6 separate regions of the Mus musculus genome follow, and all the other regions are linked to region 1. Evidence: chromatin loops called from intact Hi-C (ENCODE). Cell type or tissue: left cerebral cortex. All regions are shown on one strand.

Evidence for each region. Peaks named below come from ENCODE experiments on the same cell type or tissue, not always from the same donor. Only the 100,000 strongest peaks of a DNase experiment are listed, where the experiment ranks them.
Region 2: it touches region 1 in a loop (8-fold over the local background); 11 of 42 quality-filtered maps call a loop at or near these places.
Region 3: a loop joins it to region 1, with 4 times the contacts of the local background. A loop is called at or near these places in 6 of 42 quality-filtered maps.
Region 4: it touches region 1 in a loop (3-fold over the local background); 5 of 42 quality-filtered maps call a loop at or near these places.
Region 5: it touches region 1 in a loop (8-fold over the local background); 12 of 42 quality-filtered maps call a loop at or near these places.
Region 6: a loop joins it to region 1, with 4 times the contacts of the local background. A loop is called at or near these places in 2 of 42 quality-filtered maps.

What each region holds. Positions count from the first base shown.
Region 1 is chr9:29,456,144-29,460,143 of GRCm38, reverse strand. It overlaps a transcript of Ntm not described here. Among named protein-coding and RNA genes, the nearest start is that of Ntm, 45 kb to the right of the region's middle. In left cerebral cortex, CTCF peaks have their summits at 693 (motif pointing right) and 1,740 (motif pointing right); DNase peaks (open chromatin) are centred at 587, 986, 1,742 and 3,944; H3K27ac peaks cover 647 bases.
Region 2 is chr9:29,200,127-29,204,126 of GRCm38, reverse strand. The region is part of intron 1 of Ntm (neurotrimin); the gene reads left to right. Among named protein-coding and RNA genes, the nearest start is that of Gm15520, 170 kb to the right of the region's middle. In left cerebral cortex, a CTCF peak has its summit at 2,265 (motif pointing left); DNase peaks (open chromatin) are centred at 1,703 and 2,263; H3K27ac peaks cover 293 bases.
Region 3 is chr9:28,402,328-28,406,327 of GRCm38, reverse strand. Opcml (opioid binding protein/cell adhesion molecule-like) reads right to left here. Exons shown (of 8, transcript NM_177906.5): 2 at 1,916-2,000. Among named protein-coding and RNA genes, the nearest start is that of Gm39313, 8.1 kb to the right of the region's middle. In left cerebral cortex, CTCF peaks have their summits at 326 (motif pointing left) and 1,914; DNase peaks (open chromatin) are centred at 1,941, 2,382, 2,969, 3,822 and 4 more places; H3K4me3 peaks cover 3,252 bases; H3K27ac peaks cover 3,685 bases.
Region 4 is chr9:29,640,990-29,644,989 of GRCm38, reverse strand. It overlaps a transcript of Ntm not described here. Among named protein-coding and RNA genes, the nearest start is that of Gm15521, 10 kb to the right of the region's middle. In left cerebral cortex, a CTCF peak has its summit at 1,535 (motif pointing right); a DNase peak (open chromatin) is centred at 1,538.
Region 5 is chr9:28,259,957-28,263,956 of GRCm38, reverse strand. The region is part of intron 1 of Opcml (opioid binding protein/cell adhesion molecule-like); the gene reads right to left. Among named protein-coding and RNA genes, the nearest start is that of Gm39313, 130 kb to the left of the region's middle. In left cerebral cortex, a CTCF peak has its summit at 2,387 (motif pointing left); DNase peaks (open chromatin) are centred at 886 and 2,369.
Region 6 is chr9:28,939,448-28,943,447 of GRCm38, reverse strand. No RefSeq gene overlaps it. Among named protein-coding and RNA genes, the nearest start is that of Gm15520, 94 kb to the left of the region's middle. In left cerebral cortex, no CTCF peak of the experiment used is centred here; a DNase peak (open chromatin) is centred at 2,347.

The DNA of each region.
Region 1 (4,000 bases):
GAGAGAGAGAGAGAGAAACTCACTCACGAATATAAGCACCTGAATAAAACTGTAAGCACTCAACATTACCAATGCACTACACACCTCTCATGTGTGCAACATGGGCAGCACACATGTGCTTTCTAACACCGTATACACTATACCCACCTTCAGACATGCAGATCACACATATACTATATCATTGTACTATAATTTGCACACAAGGAGATGCCTCGGGAATTTCACCATTCCTTTTCTGTTCAGCCTTGTTCCAGATGTGCAAAGGGAAAAACCAAAACAACAGACCAAAGCAGGAGTGTCTATGGGGTCTATAGCAGCCCTTTCTGTCATCGCTGACATCTATGGAGGCTACAGCAGTTGCCATAGAGATGCTACATCTCAGTCTGGGTTCCGTAGGCCGGAGAACTGGGCACAAATCAGAGACCCTGACCCGTTTGTCTGCAGCCATAGCCAGCCACTTTGTCAGAGCTCCAAAGCCCACAGGAATGGAGAGTCAGGATTCAGAACCCATCTCACAGAATTCAGCTTGTGCACATGTGTCCCCTGCATATCTGCGTGGGCTAAAAATACCTGTGCCCTGCATGGCGCCAGAGATCGCTGACAAAGGCATTCGTATTTGCAGTCGAGACACCCTTGGATTACTTCTGCAGTAACCTCTCTCACATTTTAAACAGGTTGGTTAGAGCCATCACTTAGTCTGCCTCCAGGAGGCAGCCATTAAGAGATGTAGCTGGGAATGGCATTTCTTTCTTTCCTTTTTTTTTTTTTTTTCCTTAAAAGGTTTTTAAAAAGTGACTATTTTCATTACAGTGTCGTAAATTTTCTGGTTTAAAAATAAAATTCATTTGAACTTAAGCTTCTTTAGACAAACTAGTGTCTTCAGGGAAAGTAGGTTAATAGGAAAGGTAGGAGGGGCCAGCTTGTCTCGCCAGTTGTTGGGGAATGCAAGCTGGAACACAGTGAGGCTGCCAAGATGGAGTGGGGGGGGGGGGGAGCAGGTGTAGGAGTGTTGAAAGCAGGGCTCCCTCTCTCCTTCCAGTCTCCTGGATTCTTGAAGAGAGAGCAGGATGCAATCATAGGTTCTGTTATAGGCACAAAGGTAAATTAACCAAGAAATTAACTTTTCAGATGTCCAACCATGAGCCCTCCCAAGTACTCCTCCTGGCCACCTGCTGTTTGCACTTACACTGGGCTAAGGAGGGAATCTGGTTCAACTCTCACCCCAGGCCTTGCCTCCGGGCAGGCTGCAGGGCTCCAGAATTAGAGGGCTGGGGGGGAACAAGAAGCCACCCAGATATAGCAGGAAGGTGCTTGCACCTTGTACATCACAGGAGGTGGCAGAAATTAATCTCTCTCTCTCTCTCTCTCTCTCTCTCTCTCTCTCTCTCTCTCTCTCTCTGTGTGTGTGTGTGTGTGTGTGTGTGTGTGCGCTTTCCTCTGTATGCCTGTGTATGTATATCCTTGTATGTGTATCTTTCCCTGTGTACTTCTATGTTTGGCAGAGTTTCTATGAATCTGTGTTTGTGCATGATTATCTATCAGCTTTTCTCTACCTGTGTCTGCATCTTCCTAGTTGCACATGCGTATTTTTGGGTGTCAGTGTGTGTCTATGTGTGTGTATGCACATTCACACTCTTGTGAGTGTGTTTCTATGACTGCAAAGAGAAGGGTGAAATGTGGACAGAGGTGTTTGGGGACACAAAATAAGGTCTTAAGTACACAGAGCCCACAGGCCAGGGATCCCACCACCAGCAGATGGAGCTGTGGGTACAAGTTTGAAAAAGGCCAGCCTGACTGCTGGCCTTGCAGTGCTAACTGAAGAACCCCTAGCTCCCCCTCATCCCAACCCCTTAACCTCCCCAGCCCCCCACCCCCACCCCTCGCTGTCAAGACTGTGTTTGGGAGCCCACTAATCTGCCTCATACTCCTGCAACAAGGAAATCCCGGGGACAGCAGGGCTGCGCTTAACTGAGGCTGTTTTTCTTGGGCTTGGTGGAGTCACAGGATGAAACTAAGAGCTCACTAGCTATTCCATGCCTTATGGAGAGAATTATACTGTTAGGTAAATGAGCCCCCAAAGCACAATGTGCCCCTCATTTCACAGATAAACAAAAGACCTTAATTCCTTTGTGACTTCGGTCACCTTGCCCTAAGGATCTCTCCCTCCCGCCCCCCCACCCCGCCCCTTTTAACTTTGACCAAGATCTATCAAAGACTCTTCCTCTTCTCCCAGCCCCACCCCCACAACCCCCACCTCTACCCCACCCCCGTGTGATCATTCTTTATCTGCAGTGAACTTCTTACTAATAGCTAGCTCCTATCTGATCTCTCTGTCTGAAATCCTTTCTGGCTGCCATTCATTGTAGACTAGATTCATCTTCCCCACAGAGCTTGGATCCTGTCTGGGTCTGTCCAGATATTTCAGCAGCTTGCACCAAAATCAAGTTCAAGCTAGCTCACACTTGAAATAGCAGTATCCCTGACTCAGTATGCCTCATTTCTCCAAGGACAACCCCTGCTCCATCTTGTCTCCTATGCATACCTTGAGCTCCAACTGTCTTTCAACCTCTGTTAATTTTTTTCTGTTTTATTTACCCATTTTAAATAGTACTTCTGAATGGCTCTATCTCCTCCAATTTTATCCTTTACATAGTACACCTTTCCCTATAATACTGTCCTGATGACATCACTAGACACACCCTTTGCCCCAGGTTCTACAGACCTTTCATCTGCACCCAGTGCTATCCTGTACCCCTTTCACAGGTCACTGTGGTCTTTGATACACATGGCTGATTCTGCAGTTAGCATGGCCTTCTTCACTGTATTCCAACCATCACTGTCCACTGGAACTCGTGAAAGCTCTCCAAATAGGTGAACACAAGCCTAGCAATTGTCGTTATGTGTTCTCCTCCTTTTGTACTTACTTTATAAGAAGTCTGTCTCATCTAGGTCAGTTTTGGAGCCCGATCATCTACTGGTCCAGCCTATGGCCATCTATGTGATGAGTAACAGCTCAGTCAGTGTATTTCCAACATGCCACCCAAATCCCACAACAGTAAGAAAGTGATCATACAGAGACAGAGATGAAAAGGTCATTGTGATTCTTGCTGACACCCCATGCTAACATCCCACTCTCATGAGAACTCACCAAGGTCCTGTAAGAACTCCCTTACTTCCTCCACAGAGCAGTACCTCCAATGACCTGATGAGATGCATGAAGCCCCACCTCTTAAAGGCCCCACCACCTCCTACACTGCACTGTGGTATGGAAGGGGTGGACAAACTTCTAATACAAGAAGCTCTATACTTTTCTTTTTTTAAAAAATTGGGTATTTATTTCATTTACATTTCCAACACTATTCCAAAAGTACCCCACACACTCCCCTACCCACTCCCCCACCCACTCCCCCACCCACCCACTCCCACTTCTTGGCTCTGGCGTTCCCCTGAACTGAGGCAGCAGTTTATATGGGCCAGTCTTTCTCCCAGATCAGAAATGGAAAAGGTATGATCACTGTTTTCCTACTATTAGCTAGGTGACTACACACACAAACACACATACACACACACACACAGACACACACACACACACACATGCTGGCTTCTGTCACCTAAGTGCTTAATGGGTGGAATAAGCCAGGATTAATAGACTCCCACTTTTAAAGTTTTTATACTATCCCCTAGTGTTCAAAGTTTCTTTCTTTGTTCAGAGTCTCTTTCTTCAGAGACTGCTGGGAGGAGAAAGGGGATGCTACCCCCAACACAAGCCTCCTGTCCTCACATGCACCTCACTGGATCCTCATTGTTTCTGAGGAGTGCTCATCCAGCTCAGGCATCCAAGAGTATTTCCAAAATTATTTTCTTCATTTCAGTTCGAAGACGTTCATGTTCTCTTTTTGGGATGCATGCAGAACGCAGACAGGAATTGCAATGATCTGCCACCACTGACATCTGTTCGCATCCTGCTGCCTCCCGAGAAATTGGCCTGTCCTATCCTTGT
Region 2 (4,000 bases), 260 kb after region 1:
CCTTTAAGTGCATTTCTTTTTCTGGTTCCCCACTGGCCCAGCTCCCAAGACCGACAGATCAGCAGGTACAGACGTACAGAACACCCTGCTATGGAGGATGGATCTTCAGAAAGACATTGCTAAAGTAGAAGCCCAACTCTGAAATTTAGTGACTATGTGACCTTAGGCAATTTATTAGGCTTCTGTTTGTTCACATACAACATAGAGATATTTTTGATAACTGCCACACAGCAAGTAAAACATCTTGTGTGAAGGGGTTAGCGTGGTGCCTGGTTCATGCTGATGACAGTGACATACTGTTATTTTGCCTTCCTCATTTCTTTCAGTTAATGACCCTCTGGCCTTAAGTTTCAATCTGGGCTTCTCAGTGGCTGCTCCTTCCAGTGGGCTCACAGCTCTGGCAGGTGTAACCCACCAGTGGTCCTGTGAGAACATTTGTGGCTTTTTAGCCTTTCCCCAGTGGAGAGTGATTCTCTCTATCTCCTAGATCTAGGCTCAGGGCTGCTGTCTGGGACATCATCCATACCTCCATGCTATGTTCCTAGGGGTATTTCAAAGGCTCTCTGTGAGAACATCTTATGATGTGTCCCGGTTTGTTGTTACAGCTCTATATTACCCCAATTCTTCCTAAATCTTCCCAGCCACTCAGATGACGTCACTCCATTCTATTCATCAGTAAAAGCTGTGAAACTTCTTTTAAATATTAGTGGAAAGAGATTAGTAAAGCACAGGCACTTAAAAAAGGTCCATAACTGTGGCTGATGTACATTGCAAACCAGAAAGCACCATCTTCCTATGACATCTTATCTGTCCTCTTCATCTTTTATTTCACTGGCGTGCTGGTTGATGCACATTAAGCATATATACCCCTACAACATTCTGTGAGATGATTTTAGTGAATAGATTTGTGCATGTGTTCTATGATGCCCAAGAAACCTGGACTAAATTATGCCCACATAATTTACTATTGAGGTGTATAGGGATAGGAAAGAGTATAGTGAGTGTGTGTGTGTGTGTGTGTGTGTGTGTGTGTGTGTGTGTGTGTGTGTGTGTAAGAGATAGGGGAGGAGGAAGAGTAGAAGGAACAGGAGAAGAGGAAGATTGTCTTCGGTTCTGACAGGGCTGGAGTGTACCAGCTGTTGGTAGAAGGCATCATCGTTTGTCTGTGAGTTCCTTGAGTCCAAGCACACACTCTTGTGTAATGTAGGGGAACAGAGACCGAGAATGAGCTGGTGTCTGGCTACTTGGTTATGTCAGAGAACGCTTGTGATGGAAAAATAAAACAAAACTAACCAACAGATGATTCTGTATCCATTCTTTTCTAGTCCAAAAGAGCCTGATGGGTTTGCTTTCCCACAGGGTTGGTTTAAGAACATTGGACAGTATCAGGGAGGGTAATGTGATTTTTTTTTTCCAGTCCAGCTGTGGAGTCAGTTCTTGATGAAGCCATGTGATTGGCATGTGGTACATACCATGGAATCCTGCTGGGGGTGATGACAGATGCTGGTGCCTGTTATTATTATGGTTTGGGAAGGTATTTTTTTTTTTTTTTGTTGCTCCTCCATCATCCTCTTCTCTCTGATAAACGAAGGCTGAGCTATTGTGGAACATAGGCAATAGCTCTGGAAATCAAAGCTCACACCACTGCTGGCACCTTGCCAGAACTCTGGAGTTATCTTCTGGGATGGCAGCAGGCAGCTGCTGTCATTCTCCCCCAGGAGTTATTTTGGGGCTTACTTTTATTTCTCCCAAGACAAGGGGAACTGGAGCAGGTGGCCAAGACAATGAAAAGCAAGGAAGGGCTAGAATGGGGACGCCTGGGGTAGAGGCCTGCAGAGGGCCAGTGGGAGACAGAAGTGGGAAGCCTGGGAAAGGCCTTCCAAGCAGGCCTTCTACTTTGTTGGCTATGAGCTTAAAGCCTGGCTCCTCCAGCCGTTCCTCTTGTGTTATGAGAGATGCTCTTGATGATCTGTAAAAGGCAGTCTGATTTATAAATACACCAAGAAGATTCAAGCACCTTTTCTTTGACATGTTGGGAAACTGAGGCACAACATACCAGTGACATTTTAACCCTGCTCCTTTTCAGGTCCTATTGTTGGCTAGTTGTCTTGTTCCGGAAGTTGTGGGAAGTGTTTCCCTACTTCCTGTATAAGGAGAATTTGTTGATGGCTTTGCTTTTATGGTCCCCTCCTGCAGATATCCTCCCGACTGCACACAACCCCACAAAGCTCCTAAGCCTGGGTCTCATGGGTTGACTCTGCCCTCTGGTGGATCAAAAGGTGCTGTATGAGGTAGAAAGGGAACTCCTTCCAGAAATACATATCCTGGCAGGCTTCCCAGAACAGTCTTTGGTTAAAGCAACCCGAACCCTAAATGAATACAGCTCAATATGCTTGTGATGTGTTAATAACCCGATAAGCTGGTTAGAACGTGCTACCAAGTGGACCTATTGCCCGTGTAACCACTTCTCACCTCCATGCCGCTGAGCAGGGATCAACCATGTGGGACCCCAGAGTCATACAGACAATACTGACCTCCCAGCTAATGAGAAGTCCCGAGCCCCCCTAACGCAGGTCCCCAGTGACATCTGCATCGTGCAAGCATGCCCTTTGCCCGCCTTTTTAATGACTTTCTATTTTGTTTTACAACCTGCAATCTGCCGCATGTCCTGGTCAACAGTGTCTATTTTTTCTGCTGTTGCCTGTGCTCTGGATGCTTTTATGGGCATTGATTTCCTTTGCTGGTTCCCCAAAGAGGTACTTTTCCTTGAGCCAGAGAGGCATTCCAGCGGATTATGGTGTCTGCCACTCTGTACTCCAATTTATTGCTCTCCTGGATTTTATTCTCTCTCATACTTGCAGCCAAGTCTCATTCATTCCATTTTCTTGGATAAGCAGAATGGGACAAAGTTGCTATTAATAGGAGAAAGAATGTCATGCCAGAAGGCTGAGCGATGTCTGAGTTTATAATCCTTATGTTCCAGAGGCTAGCTCTCCTCTTAGATCTAACCTAGATCTAGCCTTCTCTGTCCAGGTAGAGGAGTGGACCTCGTCATGGTTTATAATCTTTCCAGGCACGTTTGGACAAAAGATATCTCTTTAGTTGGCCATCCATCCTCCACCTTAGGGTAATCAGTTTGCTTTGGCAGAAGAAAGTCTGTCTAGGATAGATTGTACAGGGCAGAGGGCTGCCTGGGGAGGACGTGGGGAGGAAGAGTTCAGGCAAGCAATCACCTCTTCCTCCTGTGAGAGTGGCTGCTTCTTACTCTTCTTAGATAACAAGCTATGTGCATCTCATTGAGAATGCTCTATGAGTCTCAGTGTTTTTTTTTTTTTTTATTACATTGACAAACAAGTTTACTAATCATTTATCACAAATTAAGTAGAAACACAATTTCTAAACAGTGTCTTTCAGATAATAAATGTCTTTTGAATGTGCATATGTAATGTTACCACTCAGCTGTTGCTAGCCCTGCCTACTCTATCAGTAAGGTTTGAGAAACTGAACACGTACTTCTGAGAGTATCAATCAGATGTGGCTTCTGTAGGATCAGTACTTAGCATACTGTAACCTGTCTCCAGGCTATATAAATGAACACTTCCTTCAGTCAGGAGAGGGGTCACCAAGGCTCTTCTAGTGTTCATAATTATGGGCTTAGAGTTAAGTAACCACTGATACTTGGTAGGAAATCATGTAGGAATTCACATCTGGTAAGGAGAGAAATCACTGAGGACACTATGGGAACTTCTCCTTGGGGACAACTGATGTTATTGAACCCAGAAGGTCATCAGATGGAGATGTCTTTCACAAAATGTTTTTCGCAAGGTTTAGTTTAAAAAGAGAGCTGCCATGGGCATGAAGGCCATATTTGCCCATATATTCCTGACAAAGTGCTTAGAGGTAGCTGCATGAGAAGTAAGCAGCCTTACCACGGTACATGAAGGAGAAGTTCAGTAGAGTGCCTCTGCTTATGTAGGTGTTGTTACTGTTGAGTCCCTAG
Region 3 (4,000 bases), 1.1 Mb after region 1:
AGCAGGGGAAAGGGGCAGAAGAGAGAAGAGAGACAAAATCAACATGGCTTGTGCTGACTTTTAAAAGTCAGCTACCACAACGGTCAGGTAAGCAGCAGCAGTCATAGTTGAACATACACATTGTTGTTTCCACAAAGCATGAAAAGCAACCATTCAGCTTTTCCTTTTTTATTCCCCTTTCCCATTACCAAGCCCAGCTGTTAAACATTAGAATTGAAGATCATGAAAACAGGCCAGTAGCTAATAAGAGAGAGAGAGAGAGAGAGAGAGAGAGAGAGAGAGAGATTGAAGCTTGAAGCTCGCCCTCTGCTGGTAGAACTGTCTTACTGCACCCAGAAGGCAGAAGCTCAAGTTTCTAAGTTTTTTATTTAATTTTCAGGGACAGGAAGGAGGAGGACAGCAGAATTTGTAAATTTATTAGTGATATCCCCCTTGTTTATGAAACAATTCATTGCCTCTAACAAAAGACTGAAAGAACAAGAGGTATTTGGCAGTGTTGAAACTCTTTTGCCACTACTACTACTATCCACATTTCCTGGGTTCACATACACTGCGGTTAGATGCTTTTGGCACCTTTGAACCACCAGTCCCCTGCAAAAGTGAAGTCCCACAAATCATACCTCAAAGAGCAGACCTGGAACTTTCCTTGAAGCAACACAATAAGGATAAGGCACTCTCATCCACTACAAGCTAAGGGGTGCTCAAAAGATGAGAAGCACTTGTAACTCATGCTGTCTTTAGGACCATGCAGGTCAAGAAGACAGGACTTTGGGATCTTTCACTAGCTGAAAAGATGATTTACCTACGAACCTCCCAAGGCAGAAGGGATCCAAATTTAACCCTAGGGTTCATGTGAAAAGATTTCTTCCTCTGGGAGATATCTGTGTGTGTTGGAAGGACTCCACAAGGAAAAGCACAGAGAACAGGAAGAAGGAAATCCCACCCTCAATATCTCCTTGTAGAAGCCAGGCATTCTGGCTGCAGAATCTGGGTCAGAATATTTTATTTTCACTATAACCATCAAAGTCATAGGCAGGGCAAACACATTCACCCTGTGTACACTGAGACATACTTAAGCTGGGATGTCCCTGAATCTGTCTCCTAGGACCAGAACTGCCTCATTAAAGGGATAAAAGATGATATCTGCTGAGCTCGTGGAAAGTGGTGGCTGCATTTTTATTAAAGTCTCTGCTGCAGCAGGCCCAGTCCCCAAAGGTTCATATTCCAAGCATCTCCACCCCTCTGCCTGGAGCATGGAAGTGATTCTCTGTAACTCATTAAGCTAAAACAAAAAGCTTCCCTATTGTGCTTCTCACACAGGAATGATGTCGGTGCATAAAAGCTACATGCTTGCTCTTCTTGGTCCCAGCCCATAAAAACACAAAGGCCTCATAATTTGCATCAGGGCCCAAGTGCACCGCACAGGGTTAGACTGAGGGGCTGTGTCTTCCTAAGACTCATAAAAAGTCGTGCCCTGGCACAGGAAATCTAAAGCCTTCAATTGTGAAATAGCCCCAACACACGCTGCCATCACAGATGGTTAGCTGAGGGCGATCCTGTGTCATCACATCCTCCTGGCCTGGAAGAAAAATCCAAGGGTATTTAGTTAACTACGCAGTGTCTCGTCCGGGTGTGAAACTTGCCATCCCATTGCTCCATGAATATATGACATCCCAAGTGTAGACTTTAACATTGCCTGTAAGACTGCAGACCAAAAGAGCACCAAATGACAAGGACGTCCAAGAAAGCTGGTATCAGCAAGCACACGACGCAACTGGCCAATTCTTGGGCCCGCAAAAGGCCCTTTGCATGCTTAAATGCCCCTCATTCTAGCTTCCTTTTCTCTCTCCCTCACCCCCTCCCCTTGAAGCCATGTGCAATGGGTTCTGTCCCCAGATGAAGGAAGGCTCCCTACCTGAGGGTGGCGCTCTCCCCCTGCCGGACCGTCACGTTGTCCATAGCTTTGGGAAAGGTGGCATCTCCGCTGCGCACCGGCACTCCTGTGGGTACAAGGAATAGCAGCCTGAGAGACACGACCACGAGGCACTTCCAGGGCAGGAACAGGTACCCACAGACCCCCATTCTCGACAGCCACAACTTCCCAGAACTCCTGCAGCGACAAGGTCCTTGTCCCTAGCCCTCTCAGAACAGCCGGAAGTGTTGAGGGGCGAAAGCACACAGAGAGCGAACCAGGAGCTGGGAGCGGGAGAAGGCAAGGCTGAGTCCAGGCTCTCCGGAGCCTAATAATTCTTCCTCGGCTTCAGCCTCAGCTTTCCAGCCTAGCAGAACCAGATGCCCCCTCCTGCATCCAAAAAAGAGCTTTCTCGACGCTCCCTGGGGCGGAGGGAGCCCGGGGGAGGGAGAGCACGAAAGAAGGAGCAGGGACGAAGGTCACAGATTGTGCGTTCTCTGCCTTTCTCGGTGAAGCTACTTTAAGATTCAGTTGGGCGCGTTCTGCAGAGGTCTGGCATCAAAAGTTTATAACCCAAAGAAGGCAAGTGTCTCTGACAGAAAGGAGATGTCATAAAAAATTGTTTTTAAAGCTCCTGATTTCAAGGAGAGGAGAAAATGTTTTATTAGATCACACACATGTTTGGATGGAGTTAGAAAACAGCCCCGAGTCTCGCATCTGGACCCCAAGGCGATAAAAAGTTCCACGCAGTGACCCGCAGCAGGTGTAGCCTGGTTCCTCCGCTTGCTCCGAAGCTGTCCTCCCAGTAGCCCAGTGGGCGAGTCCTGTTGGCCTGGCCCTCACCAGCCCGCGGAGCGCCGCGGCGCAGCTTTGGGCGCGGGGAGCTGAGCGGACTGCGGCCCCCGCCTCCTCCAGGGACGCTGCACGGGACGCGGGGACGCGCGGACGCCACGCTCAGCGGCCGCCCCCGGCCTCCGCGCCGCCTTCCTCCGGGGAGCAGCCCTGAAGCACGCGGGCCCCGACCGCCGGGGTTGTCATGGCAGCAGCAGCATCCCTGACCGCCACTTTCTCCCTGTGTCGACTCGGAGCAAGCCGGCTGGCGGGTGGTGCGGACTGCGCGCTCATCCCGGCTGGTGCTGGGCGCGGGCGCCCACCTTAACCCCCGCAGCGCCGAGACAGAAGCACCCACTAAGGCCCAGATCCCCGAGGGACAGTGGTGTTTCAAGGGGCTCCGCGCTCTCCTTGTACCAGAGCGAGCTGAGGAGATGTTGAGTCCCTTTCACTGCCTCCCCTGGTATGGGTGGGGAGGTAGAGGGGAGGGCTGGAGAAGGAGTTCTGGGGAAAGCAGCAAATTGAAAACTGACACTGGCACCTTCCTTCCGCAATGCCATGCAGAAGTTGTCAGACCCCGCCCTGGAGAACTGAACTGCCTTTGCCACTCCAGGTAGCTGAGCCCCTGTGGATGCCCAGTCCTCTGCAACTGTCCATGCAGGCTTTAGTCCTAAGGCACAGCTTTCCTGGGCCTATGCAAAAAGCTGTACTATGCTTCCTGTTTTGATGGCCTACCTGGAAACACTTAATGCCCATCCACTCCATGTCTTGCCTCCCTAGCTGGCAATTGAATTTCTTCTTACAAGACAGCATGCAAAGTAATCCCCACTATCTGTGCATCTTATTGTGGGGAAAAGGAAGAGCTGGGGAAATCACGTGGAGATCCTAAACTGTAGTAGGACTGATCTTCAGAACATCCATCTATGACTTTCTGATCACAGGAGAAAGCATCATTATAGCGCCAAGAGGGAACTCCAGGATACAGTGTTCCTAGAGGCCAGTCTCTAGGTTCCTTTGGGCTAAGATCCATCTCCTTCAGTCTAAACCCAAAAGCGCCAGTTTTCCTTGGGCCTGCCATTATTCTTGCCCCTGCTCTGCCTGGCAGAAGCCTCCCCTCTCTGCGTGGCACTCGTGCCTGTATCCTAATTTAATGGTTGCTATGTGCGTCTGCTCCACTGTATTCTTTTTTTTTTTTTTCTCGGAGCCTTTTGTTAAATTAGGCAGGGCTCCACACAATTGCCAAAATGAAATGTAATT
Region 4 (4,000 bases), 180 kb before region 1:
ACTGAGAGTAGATCCACCGCCTGCCCTCATCTCAGCTCCTGGGACTCGTGTAATGATTAAATGAGATAGTATTGCATTTCAGTGAATAATGCAGCAGCCGGCTCATCGAAAGAGAGAATAAAAATATCTTTCTGGTGGCTTGCTTATAATAAATCTATTATGATCGCTCACGGGAGTCACTGTTATCATTGAGCAAATAAAAGCGATCGCGATTACCTTTCCCCCTTGGAGCAGCTGCCATTTTTCAAGGTCTTGGCTACCTAGGATTCTCATACAACATTTATTGAGTTGGTTCTCTATTTTAGCACAGCACCTTGTCTTAGAACTGAGAGATTTGCAAACCGCAAATGAAGTGCGATTTCTGGGTCAGGGAGCACATGGTCTGGTGGGGAAGCCCGCTGCAGAGTAGAAAGCCGGGGCCTTAGGCCTGTGCTGAAAATGGACTAGGAGAGGGAGTTGTCGCACAAGGTCCTCAATGAAAAAAATGACGTGAGCTGGGTTGTACGCTTCTATGAGGAAAGAGCCTTCGGTGGGGAGAAGCCGGGAACTCATTGAATACACATAGCAAGACAGTGGGAGGAAGCCTAGGAGAACTGCAGAGCCCAGAGACCTCCGGAGAGCTGGGGGGCCTCAGGAAGGCTACAGGATCGAAAGCAGCCTGGCCAATCCACCCAAGGACACAGGCAGGGCTCAGAGTGAAGGATGTGGTCAGAGGAGACTTCACAGACGATCATATTTTATTTTGTGCCAAGGACCCAGAGATTCCCTGGAGGACAGTGAAAATCATTAAAGGGTTTTAAGCAAGAATGATAGGATCAACTCCGCTGAGACGATAGCTCAGGGCTGGATGGGACGTGCATAGAGAAACAAGGCCAGTTGACAATAGAGAGGTCCAGAGCCTTAGGGGAGGAAGAGAAAGACAAATTTTATTTTTCTTGGTTTGCGGGCAATTAGCTCCCAGGCCCAGCTCCCTACAGATACCAACGTCCTCGGATGCTCAAGTTTCATATCTGAATAAGTATCCGTGCATATAATTTAAATCAGTGGTTCATGACCTTTTCCCAGGAGTGGCATATCAGATGTCTTGTGTATCAGAGATTTACATTACAATTCATAATCGTATCAAAATTACAGTTATGGAGTAGCAACAAAAATAATTCCATGATTGGGAGTCAACAGAACATGTAGAAGTGTAGTAAAGGGTCACAGCATCAGGAGGGTTGAAAAACACTGCTCTAAATCAGCCCTGTTTTACTTAAAATACGCAGCGCAAAATAATCGTTATGTACTTAAGCTATTTTGTTTACAGAATAACGACGTGGGGAAATACACATGTTCCGTGTTGATATAATTTTTGATATACTTTCAAACTGTGGCCACATGAAGTCACATACTCTGAGCTCATGAATCCAGGGGGAAGGTTATACCTGACGATAAACTTGCTTAGTGCTGAGAGCAAGGGGGCGGGGGCGGGGGAACACCCAGACTAGAGCCAGCCTGGCGCAGTCATGAAATTGCAAGCGGTCGCCACCAGAGGGCAGTAAGAGAAGAGCTGAGATCAGTTCCACCAGACAAGTGGAAGGCAGAACGGCTGATTTAAAAAAATGCAGGCTCTTAATCTGACGCCCCCTAAAAACTGTTCTCAGCCATAGTTAGTCCAAGGATTTTAGTGGTATCCCTCACATGCCACCAATAAAACTCTCTATAGCAAGATCTGTGCTGGGCTTCCATAAGAAGTTTTATCTAGGCTGGCCACTCATGTGTGGTTTAGTGGCTATGTTATTGTAGTTGCCTTGTGAGGAAGTGCTGGAGATCGAAGAGACAGCTCAGTAAGACTTTGTGAAATATGGCTTTATAAGAAACCTTTTGTGCACATGTGTGCCCAGTCTACCATCTCACCGTAGGCAGCACCATGGAAATGCAGTTCACAGGAGTTAGGTGCCTTGCCACATGATGACTGAGTTGGCATTGGTGCATGAGCAAGAGATCTTTTGACTATTGCTCACCAAACCGTCTCCATCTCCCTTGTACTTTAAAGTGGGGCGTTCATCCCACGGGCAGCAAATCTGGGAATATTGAGTGTGTATGGGAAGCCAGGCTTGTACTTATTTATAGAACCACAGAGGCCAGCACAAACCCCAGGTCAGATGTAGAACACAAAAGCGCTGGTGGTAACTGAGGTGTTTGCATGGGTGTGGACCTCTTGACCCTTCAGATGCCCTCACAAGTTTGACTGTTATCCCAATTGCAAATGAGGAAGCCCTTTCAGACAGGTTGGCTCCCTCCCTCCTCACAGCTGCAAAGCTGCTTCCCAGGACCTTACTGCCCCACTCCTGCCCTGAGGTCAGTGGGAGCCATGATATATGTGCTCAGTGCAACAGGAGGGTTGAAGTTCATGAGAAACGCTGAATTGTGTCCCAGAGACATCAACCTCAAATTGATCCGATAAGAGACTAGTTTTTCCAACAGAAAAATCTTGTTGATACAATAAAGTCTGTGATATTCCAGAGCCAAGGCGATGGCAGCTTCCCTGGGGACAGTGACTATTTGGGACAAAAAGAAACCATTGGCCTCAGAGGGACAGACAAATAGCTTGAGCTATAAGAACTGTTGTGACAATGTCTCCGGCCCCTGCTCGCTTCAGGCAAATGAGAATGACACACTGGAGTTTCATCCACTCAGGAGAGAGGAATGGAAGCCCGGAGCAACTGGGGAAAACAGGGTGCAAACTCAGTTATTTTGAATGGAGGTCTCCTAGCTTCCTAAATTATCATTGCCTGGAAGATAACACTGTACCAACAGGGTTCCAGGCTGCTCTCTAAGGAAGCAAGCATGCTAAATTAATACCAGACTTCCATTCACTCCACATGCTTGGATCCCAGTGTAACATTGTGCTTCTGTTTGGCATATGAATGTGGATGCTTTCAGTCATCTGTATACATTGGTTTCTCTTTTTTCCTATAGAATTAGACCCCAGCCAATTTGACCCTTGCCCTCCACTCAGCTTCTTGGAGCCTTGTTCTCCCGTGTGATAAATGATATCTTCTCCTTACCTGACAGCTTTGAGAATGGAAAGGATTGGTACCAATGATAGCAATTAGCTCCCATGGTGGCACACGTTAGAGCCAAGTAAATAGTGTATTTTCTTTCCTCTTGCTTCACCTTCGTGTGGCAAACAGGTACGCTGACACGAGCACACACACGGTAAATCACCAACTTGGCCAATAAATCTATGCTAAGTCAGAGTTAACTTAGAAAATCAACACGGCACAGAGGCTTTTAGAGGGCTGACATTCCTCAGGTTATGGAAAACAATAATAATAAATCTCAAGGAATGTCACCTTGCCCCTGGCACTGAAGACAAGAAGCTGAAAACCTTAGTGGAATAGCCTTGAGGATGTGGAGCGCACGGCCGGGAGGGGCAGCTCTTAGAGGAGCTGAGCTAGGGCAGGTGAACGTGTGTGAAGCTGTCAGGCCCCATGCTGGCCTGGCTAATTCCTCAGATTTCACTGTGGAGAGAAGCTCTCAGGGAAGATGGCAGCAGACATGATAGATACAGAGATCAACAGCTTTGAAAGTTTAGAATAAGCTAGAAAATATAGCCAATCAGCCCAGAACCAGGCAGACATTGCTTCTTCAGGCCTCTCACCACGGGTGTGTGGCTGATGCTGGGTTACTATGGCTGCATCCAAATGCCACTCTAGATGGTTTTTGCATATTGGCTGTTACTAAGATTTTCATGCTTATTTCTGAAAGTCATTATTTATTCTTCATCTCATTGAATATGATTACTCAACTCCCTTTGGAAAGAACCCAGTGGGCTTGTGTTGGGTTTTCTCTCTCTTAAAAGTTATTTCTTCTGTCAGTGGTTCTCGGTTCCTTCCCCATACCTACCTTCTGTCTCTAACTTGTTCTTCCTTGATAATGCTTGCCTGTTTATTAAGCTTCTTCCACTTTTATGATGCTATTGTTCAGTTCCCAAGGTTTGGAGTTGGAAGAC
Region 5 (4,000 bases), 1.2 Mb after region 1:
TTACGAAAACTTTTCTCCAAGTGGAATTAGAGAATACCTTCAATTTCATTTCTTCTTCATTTTTGGTTTGGTTTGGTTTTGGTTTTGTCCAAGTATACACAGGGACGTGAACAAATGGCACAGAAAGAGAAAAATAAATTCCTCAGTATAGATCAAACAGATCTAAGAATTTCATTAAAATCCTGTGGGGATCCCACAGAAGGGGCATGGTTGTCTACAAGAAAGATGTTCTAAGTGGATGTAGACACCTTTGAGTGTCTGTTAGACAGGCACATTTGACATTGTCCAAAGCCTGGTAAAAGTTCTCACTGTCAGGAGAGGGGGCCTCAAATATCCCGTCCTCAGACCTTACTCCACAACGCTTCTATACTCTGACCCTGAGTCTAGCTGACTTTCTTTGCCTCTTCAAGCCTGCACTTCATTAGAACCTCAGTGGAGGAAAGTTTATGGTTCTCGGATGGCCCTTGTTCACCTAAGTCTCACGGGTCCTGGCTCTTTGGATATAGGTCAAGTCAATATCAATGCCATTATGTGCGTCTTCTCTCTTAGACCCTGACTGATTAGGTATGAGAAGAAGCACAGCACAATTAAATTTACAAATGATAGCCTCTCGTAAAACAGGGGTTTAGATTTCTTCTTGCTTCTGGCATTTGTTTCCAGGATCAAGTAAAGGGTTTGGATAAAATCCTGGGCCCAAAGTGCCACAACCTCTGTAGTTACTACATCTCTATTCCATGCTTCTCCACAGATGAGGTCTCCTGACCTCGCACATAGTCTCCATGTAACTAAGACCTAGGATAGAGCTAACAGCATCCCAGAAGGCATAGCCACCTCTCCTGGATGCTCTCCCAAGTCACAGATGGAGAACCTAGAACAACCACTTCACTAAACCAGCAGCTATCTTCATCAGAATCTAAATTATCTGTCCACGTGCTCAGTCCTTGCCCTGCATCAAAGAAACTCTTTTAGCAACAGACAGAGACCATTACAGAAAAGCACTACCAATCAAAATGCAGAGTTGTGGAGCCCAGTGAATAAATCTAAACACAACTAAAGCTCAGGGGTCATTGTGAAAGAAGAGGCACAGTTACAGGGAGTTTGCTGTAAGATTATGTCTCTTATGAATGTCTCCTATGCTCATAAAGTGTCACCAATGTGACTGCCTAAATACAGGCTGAACAAGGACAACAACAGACATGCCAAAGGAGACAGAGACGGGGTTGGGGGAGGGCAAAAGGACTCAACCCTACATAGAGAACTTGGGCAGCTAAAGCATGCTGAGAGTGGGAGAAATAGTACACACACACACACACACACACACACACACACACACACACATACATGTAACAACAATTAATGAAAAAGGAAGCTACAGATTTCAAAGAACAAACAGGAGTTATGGCAGCATTTAGGAGGTGGAAATGAAAGAGGGGAGTGATGTTATTATATTATAATCTCAAAAATGAAAGGAAGAATTGTAAATTAGTCTATAAGCATTAATCACAGTGGCAAGGGTTCTAGTATGTGATGGATAACTTGTGTCATGCAAAGAAAGCAAGAGATCAAAAAGCAGTTTGTGCTCTTAGGCCTTTCTTCTCCAGGCCTCTATTCTCCCTTCCTCAAACCAAGAATGCTGGACAAATTCACATTGTGTCCAAAAGGAGAAAGGCCACAGAACATGTACAAAAGGCCTTGTAAAGCTGTGTCTCATGGGGCCTGCAGGATTCTCACAGTGTTGATGTTGTCTGCCCTGTGGGGCACCTCTGTAGGAAAACACATGTTGTCAGGCACTCGTGGTGTCTGTGGCTCTTACTTTTCTGATGTGAGCTTTTCTTCAGTCTCTTTCTCAAGCAACACTTCCCTCCTCCCTCCTCCCTCCTCCCTCCTCCTCCTCCTCTTCCTCCTCCTCCTCCTCTTCCTCCTCCTCTTCCTCCTCTTTCTCCTCCTCCAGCACCACCACCACTACCACCCCTGAAACCACCACTACCACCACTGGCCCAGTGTTTTCTATCTATTAATATAGGACATATCTTCAAGGCAGTTCCTGCATTGAGAAGAATTTCCTAGATGTTTTTTATCAGACAAGCTGTAAACAGGTTTGCTGGCTTGAACGTGTCAGTCAGGGCAAGGGCTGAAAGATAAAGGCACCTCATTTGGGGCTTGCTGTGGGGAACAAAACACAAAGAAGCAAAGAGTCCTGGTTTCATTAAAGAGTAGAGGGAAGATAGGTGGAGAGTGGGGACACGGCACTGGCTCACTCTGCAGGGCTGTGTAGTTGAAAGGGCAGAAAAGCAGTCAGGGATGGGCGGCCTCTAAACTGCAGAAAAAGATGCACTGCCTGCTCCATCTCTTAGCTCATTTCTGGAGATTTGGCGCCATCTGGTGGTTATGATTTGGTACTGTAACTCACCCTTCCCTCTCAGCTTCCTGTTGCAAGTGAGTTCTTTCACAGTGATCATGGAATGTCACAGTCTATTAGCAAAACAACTCAGAGCACAGTGTTGGTGGGCCCCTCCTTCCTAGAAGGCAGTCGCCCTCTGTTCCTTCAAGCTATGCCAAGAGCTGTCCTGTGGCGAAAGAACAAGAAGTCAGCCACTGATGTGAAGTCACTCTGGGCTAGATCTTACCACATGCTGTGTTTCAGAGACCTGTTACTGAGAGGCCATGACCCTGAAATAGCCTCTCTACATCCTAAACTGCCCCTGGGAGGGAGAGAGCCTGTATGCCATGCCATGGGCATAGTACCCGAGACCCTTTCCTGAACTCTCCCCATAACTGCTTCTTATGGAAAAAAGATGAACGGGACATTGAGGCACTTGGGAAAAGTGATTTGAGGGAGATGCCTAGAAGGGCAAGCTAGAGTTTTTCTCTGCAGCCTCTGCAGGTGCATTGCTTGGTGTGGACTCAGTAGAGTGTGTAAGCCGGGCTTCATTCATTCACTCTTAGAGGTTCATTCATTTCTTAGAAGGCTACTATGTACTGACAATGAGACTTTGAACAAAATAGACCCAGATTCCGGCTGTGGACTTAATATTATGGCCACAAGGATAAAGCAGTTACCAAGAAGCCTAAGTAGAAGACAAAACTACTTAACTGTTGTAACAAGGACCATGTAAGTAAAGAATAGAGGTGGGACCGGGCGGTGGTGGCGCACACCTTTAATCCCAGCAGTTGGGAGGCAGAGGCAGTCAGATTTCTGAGTTCAAGGCCAGCCTGGTCTACAAAGTGAGTTCCAGGGCTACACAGAGAAACCCTGTCTCAAAAACAAAACAAAACAAAACAAAACAAAACAAAACAAAACAAAACAAAACAAAACGAAATGAAAGAATAGAGGTGGGTATTTGTCCAGGGTTAGGGGAGACTGCATTGATGATGAAACATTCCTGCATAAGGGCCACTGAGAGGACCCTGTGGCATCACCTGGAGAGAAAGAGCAGAGAAAAATACTTAAGTCTGCTACTTGAGAGCCGGTGACCCCACCATCTTGCTGGAGCTGAGCAGGCAGGAGTTAGCTATGGGAGGGTAGGACTGCATAGTTTCTTTTTTTTTTTTTTTTTTTTTTTAAGATTTATTTATTACATGTAAGTACACTGTAGCTGTCTTCAGACACACCAGAAGAGGGCGTCAGATCTCGTTACAGATGGTTGTGAGCCACCATGTGGTTGCTGGGATTTGAACTCTGGACCTTCGGAAGAGCAGTCGGGTGCTCTTACCCACTGAGCCATCTCACCAGCCCCAGACTGCATAGTTTCAAAATCTGACCCTTGAAGAGTCTGGGGCAGGTCTGGATTGGGTCCCATGGTATTGAGCAAATCTAGCACTGGTGCATCTAAATTCCATTCAGGAGCCCACCAGGCCAAGCCAGTGGGAAGGGACCAGAGCTTGGGGAGGAAGCACATTGCTGCCGTCACCATAAATGAACCCTTGCTTGTGTCCCTGGGAGATCTGAATCCCACCGATCCTTGCAAGGTGGGTCATCTACAGGGCACTGTCCCCAGTT
Region 6 (4,000 bases), 520 kb after region 1:
TATGTTGTCCATTGTGTGTGCATGCATGTGTATTCGTATCAATGTCGAGACCTGAAACTGGCATTGAGAATCATCTGCAATCTCAGCCTCCTTCCTACATTATTCACTGAGGCAGGTTGTATCAGTCAAACCCAGAGCTCACAGATATGGCTAGTCTCCCTAACCAGCTTTCTCTGGAAATCTATGTCTCTGCCTTCTAAGTCTGGACTGCCATACCCACCTGGCATTTCCCATGGGTTTGGAAGATCAGAACTCTATTCCTCACACTATAGGGCAAGAACTTTGATCACGGAGCCATCTCTTCAGCCCCAGCATCTTCATGATTTTCTGGGTCGCATCAGTGTCTCTGGGAAGTTGGGTTAGTCACTTCTGAATCTCCAGGTTCATCTACATATTTTATTTAATTTCTTCACCAGAAATGTTTTATTTAACCTTTAAGGTGTTTGACACAGACAGTAGCATTCACTCTCTCCTGTTAATTCAGAAGAGACCTGTCTAGAAATATCCAAGTTCATTTAAAAATGTCTCAGATGTCATCATGGACCATTTTGTAATATATGTTTTCATCATGATGGTTGGGAGCATGGTTTATTATGGGAGATTGTGGTGAGGCTCTAAAGAGGCAATTAGTGTTGGGGAAAATATCCAGCCATCAAAAGAAGTAATGGATGATGTATTAGATATTTCTAGCTGCTGGAACAAGTCACCACAATAACCACTTAAAGGAGCACACATTTACTCTGTTACAATTATGAAGGCAAGAGGTCAGCATCAGACATAACTGGTCTGAAGTCATGACATCTTCTAGGTCCTATGTCCTTGAACAATGTAGAGGAGTACTGGACCCATGCCTCTTCCAGGACCCCTAGACTGACTTACAGCTAGCCCATTTCTGTCTTCTAGTCAGAATCTCATATTCTGTGTGTCATTCCCTCTGAATCCCTCTCAAAAAGTATCATGGATGGAGTGTTTCCACCAAAACTCATGTGGAAATCTCATTTCCAGTTTCAGTCTTGAGAGGCAAGGTCAGGTAGGACCTCTGTGAGGCCATTAGTAAAGAAGGCCTTGCTCTTAGGAATGGCTTCATCTGCTCAAAAGTGGATCTCTTGTAAAAGTCAGTGTGATAGTGCCCTCATTCTTGGTTGTGGCTGTCTTTTCTGACATGTATCTCCTCCAGTCCCTACAGAGATTTCTCAACAATAAAAAAAGGCCTCATTAGATGTGGTACCTTGATTTTGAGTCTCTAGGACCCCAGAACTATGAGCTGAATATACCTTTATTCTTTACAAATTATCAATTACAATTTATTTTCCTTTAATAATACAAAAATGAACCAAGACATAAGAGTTCATATAACTGAATAACAAAGCAAAATCCATGACTTCATTTGGAACTTCTATTTTCTTTTCTTTTATTTTCTTTACTTAGTTATTTTATTTTTTATGTATATGGGTCAACAATTGAAGTTATTAGGGCATGGAGATTTCTTTTTAACAAACCATTTTTTTTAGCTTACCACAAGAGATAATAATGTTTTTTAAAGAAAAACAGTGCATCCCAAAATAGAGAATGCAAAAATGAATTCTCTTGTATATAAGCCAAGACCAGTAAGAAATATTTACATAGAAGAGAAAAACATGAATCTAGTCACAATTGAGATTCATATCTCTCAACTGACTCTGTCCTAGAAGAATTTTGGAAGGAAGGCTCAGTTCAAGGAAGATGATGGAGCCTCGATATCTCTTGGTGTAGCTAAATTAATTTTACAGAACACAGTTTAGTGGTGAGGTTACAATAGCCAACTTGAGTAGGACATGTGTCATGCTCCACCCCCCCCCCTTTCAGTCATCCCAAGAGCACAACAACCCACAGATCCTGAGAACCCAGTCATACAAAGATCAATTCTTTCATTACAAGTTCACCAGGGTCATGTAGAGGTCAATGGAGGCTCCTTAAAACCAGAGGAGGCATTTTCTTTTGGGGAGACTATATTTCCTTAAACTGGAGAAGAGGGAGAGGAAGACCCTGGAGGGTCACATAAACAGGGGCAAGGTCATGAAAAGTTTAAGAAACAAAACAACTGTCGGGGTCAAGAAGAAATGTCAGGGTTCAAGCTCTTCGAGCCAGTGTTCTAAGTTTGGGCTGGTTTTCTCCTCCAAATTAAGCAGACTGGGAAATACACTTTGAAGACAAAAGAGAGGAATTTTCAGCAAAAGAAAAAGATAAAATTACTTAAGATATAACTTAAAAATTGGATAATCTTTATTTAAAGTCTTCCAAGCTGTTATTATTGTATGCTGTGAGGGGGTGGGAGGAAGCTGCTTATGCTACTGCACATATGTGGAAGTCAGAGGACAACTGTGTGGAGTTGGTTCTTGCCTTTATGTGGGTTTTCAGGAATCAAGTTTAAATCACTAGGCTTGCATGGCAGATGCCTTTTCCTGCTGAGACATCCTGCCCACCCTACATTTTAGAAGTAAGGCTTCAATTCTCAACTCTGTTCTTCTCTGAACCTGGAAAAACTAGTAAAGAGTCTGTGGTCTGAGAGGTGAAGGGTGAAGAAATGCTAACTTCTCAGTACTTTCTGGTAATGCTTCCCAGCCCATGGGCTAAATGTCCAAAGCAACCGTAAATCAGCCTTGGAACAGCAAACCTATTGGTCATTTTCATCTCTAAAGGTATCTTCATTCCTCCAATCCTGTGGGCTTAGCCTCACTTAAATAATTACCATCAAAGGGAAAGCAGTTCCTTCTTTCCTCCTCCTTCCTTCGCTCTCTTTCTCCTCCCACCTTTCTCTTCTTTCCTTCCTTCTTTCTTTAGTTGACAGGTAATAAATCATTTTGTATGTTTATGATATAGACTATAATGTTTGGTTACATTTTTACATTGACTAATGAATAAGTCAGGTTATCTAGGTCATTTATCCCTTACCTCTTTGTCATGAGATCATGCCAAACCCTTTCCTAATGATTTTATATGTCATTAGCCATAACCATTTCCTACGTAGCTATGAGTCTGTACTGGCAACCAATCCCTGGCCTTTACCAAACCTTAATTTGCTCAGTACTCCTAGGAGCATGGCCTTTTTAAATTCTAAATGTGAGTGACATCAGGTGGCATTTGCCTTTTTTGTGCCTGGCTTATTTCATTTAATGTAGTGTTCTCTTGGTTAACATAGAGCACCTCTGAGAACAGAGGGACATCTAAAAAGACACCCAAGTTGGGAGTTTTTCTTAGCTTCAGACAAGCTGTAGGAAAACAGCTTCAAATGTCCACTATGTGCTAAGCATATTCAGTTTTGTTTCCTTGAAGTTTTCTCATCCATACTAAGGGCAGTAGAATGCTCACATTCGACAAATGAATTAAGGAAACTGTGGTGCTTTGAGTGAAAATGGCTCCCATAAATTCCTGGGGAGTGGTTCTATTAGGAGGTATTGCCTTGTTGGAGGAATTGTGTTTTCAAATGATCAAGCCAAACCCAGTGGCTTTTTCTCTCTCTTTCTACTGCCTATTAATCTGGATGTAGAACTCTCAGCTTATTTTCCAACATCATGTTGGCCTGCTTGCCATGGTGATTTCCACCATGACAATAGACTAAATCTTTTAACTGTAAGCCAGCCCCAATTAAATGTCTTCCTTTATAAGGGTTGCTGTGGTCATGATGTCTCTTCACAGAAATAAAACCCTAACTAAGACAGAGACCTAGCTGCTTGACTTATGGGTGACAAGAACTACCCCTAGGTCTCATATTCGTAAGCCAGATGGTAACCTTATTGGTGGAGGACACTGAGGATTAGGGTGAAGGTAGAGTGGGGTGCCCTTGCCTGTATGCATTTTAGTTGCTCCAGGGCTAGGAAAAGGGTTATTAAGTTGTTCCTGTCTCCTTCCTCTGCTAGGGCAGAGTTGGAGGATATTTCGTCATATTGTAAATCCTGACATTATGTTATTTACTGAAAATACCCTGGTTTTAGCTGTGGTGTGGCTCAGCCTTAGTACACAC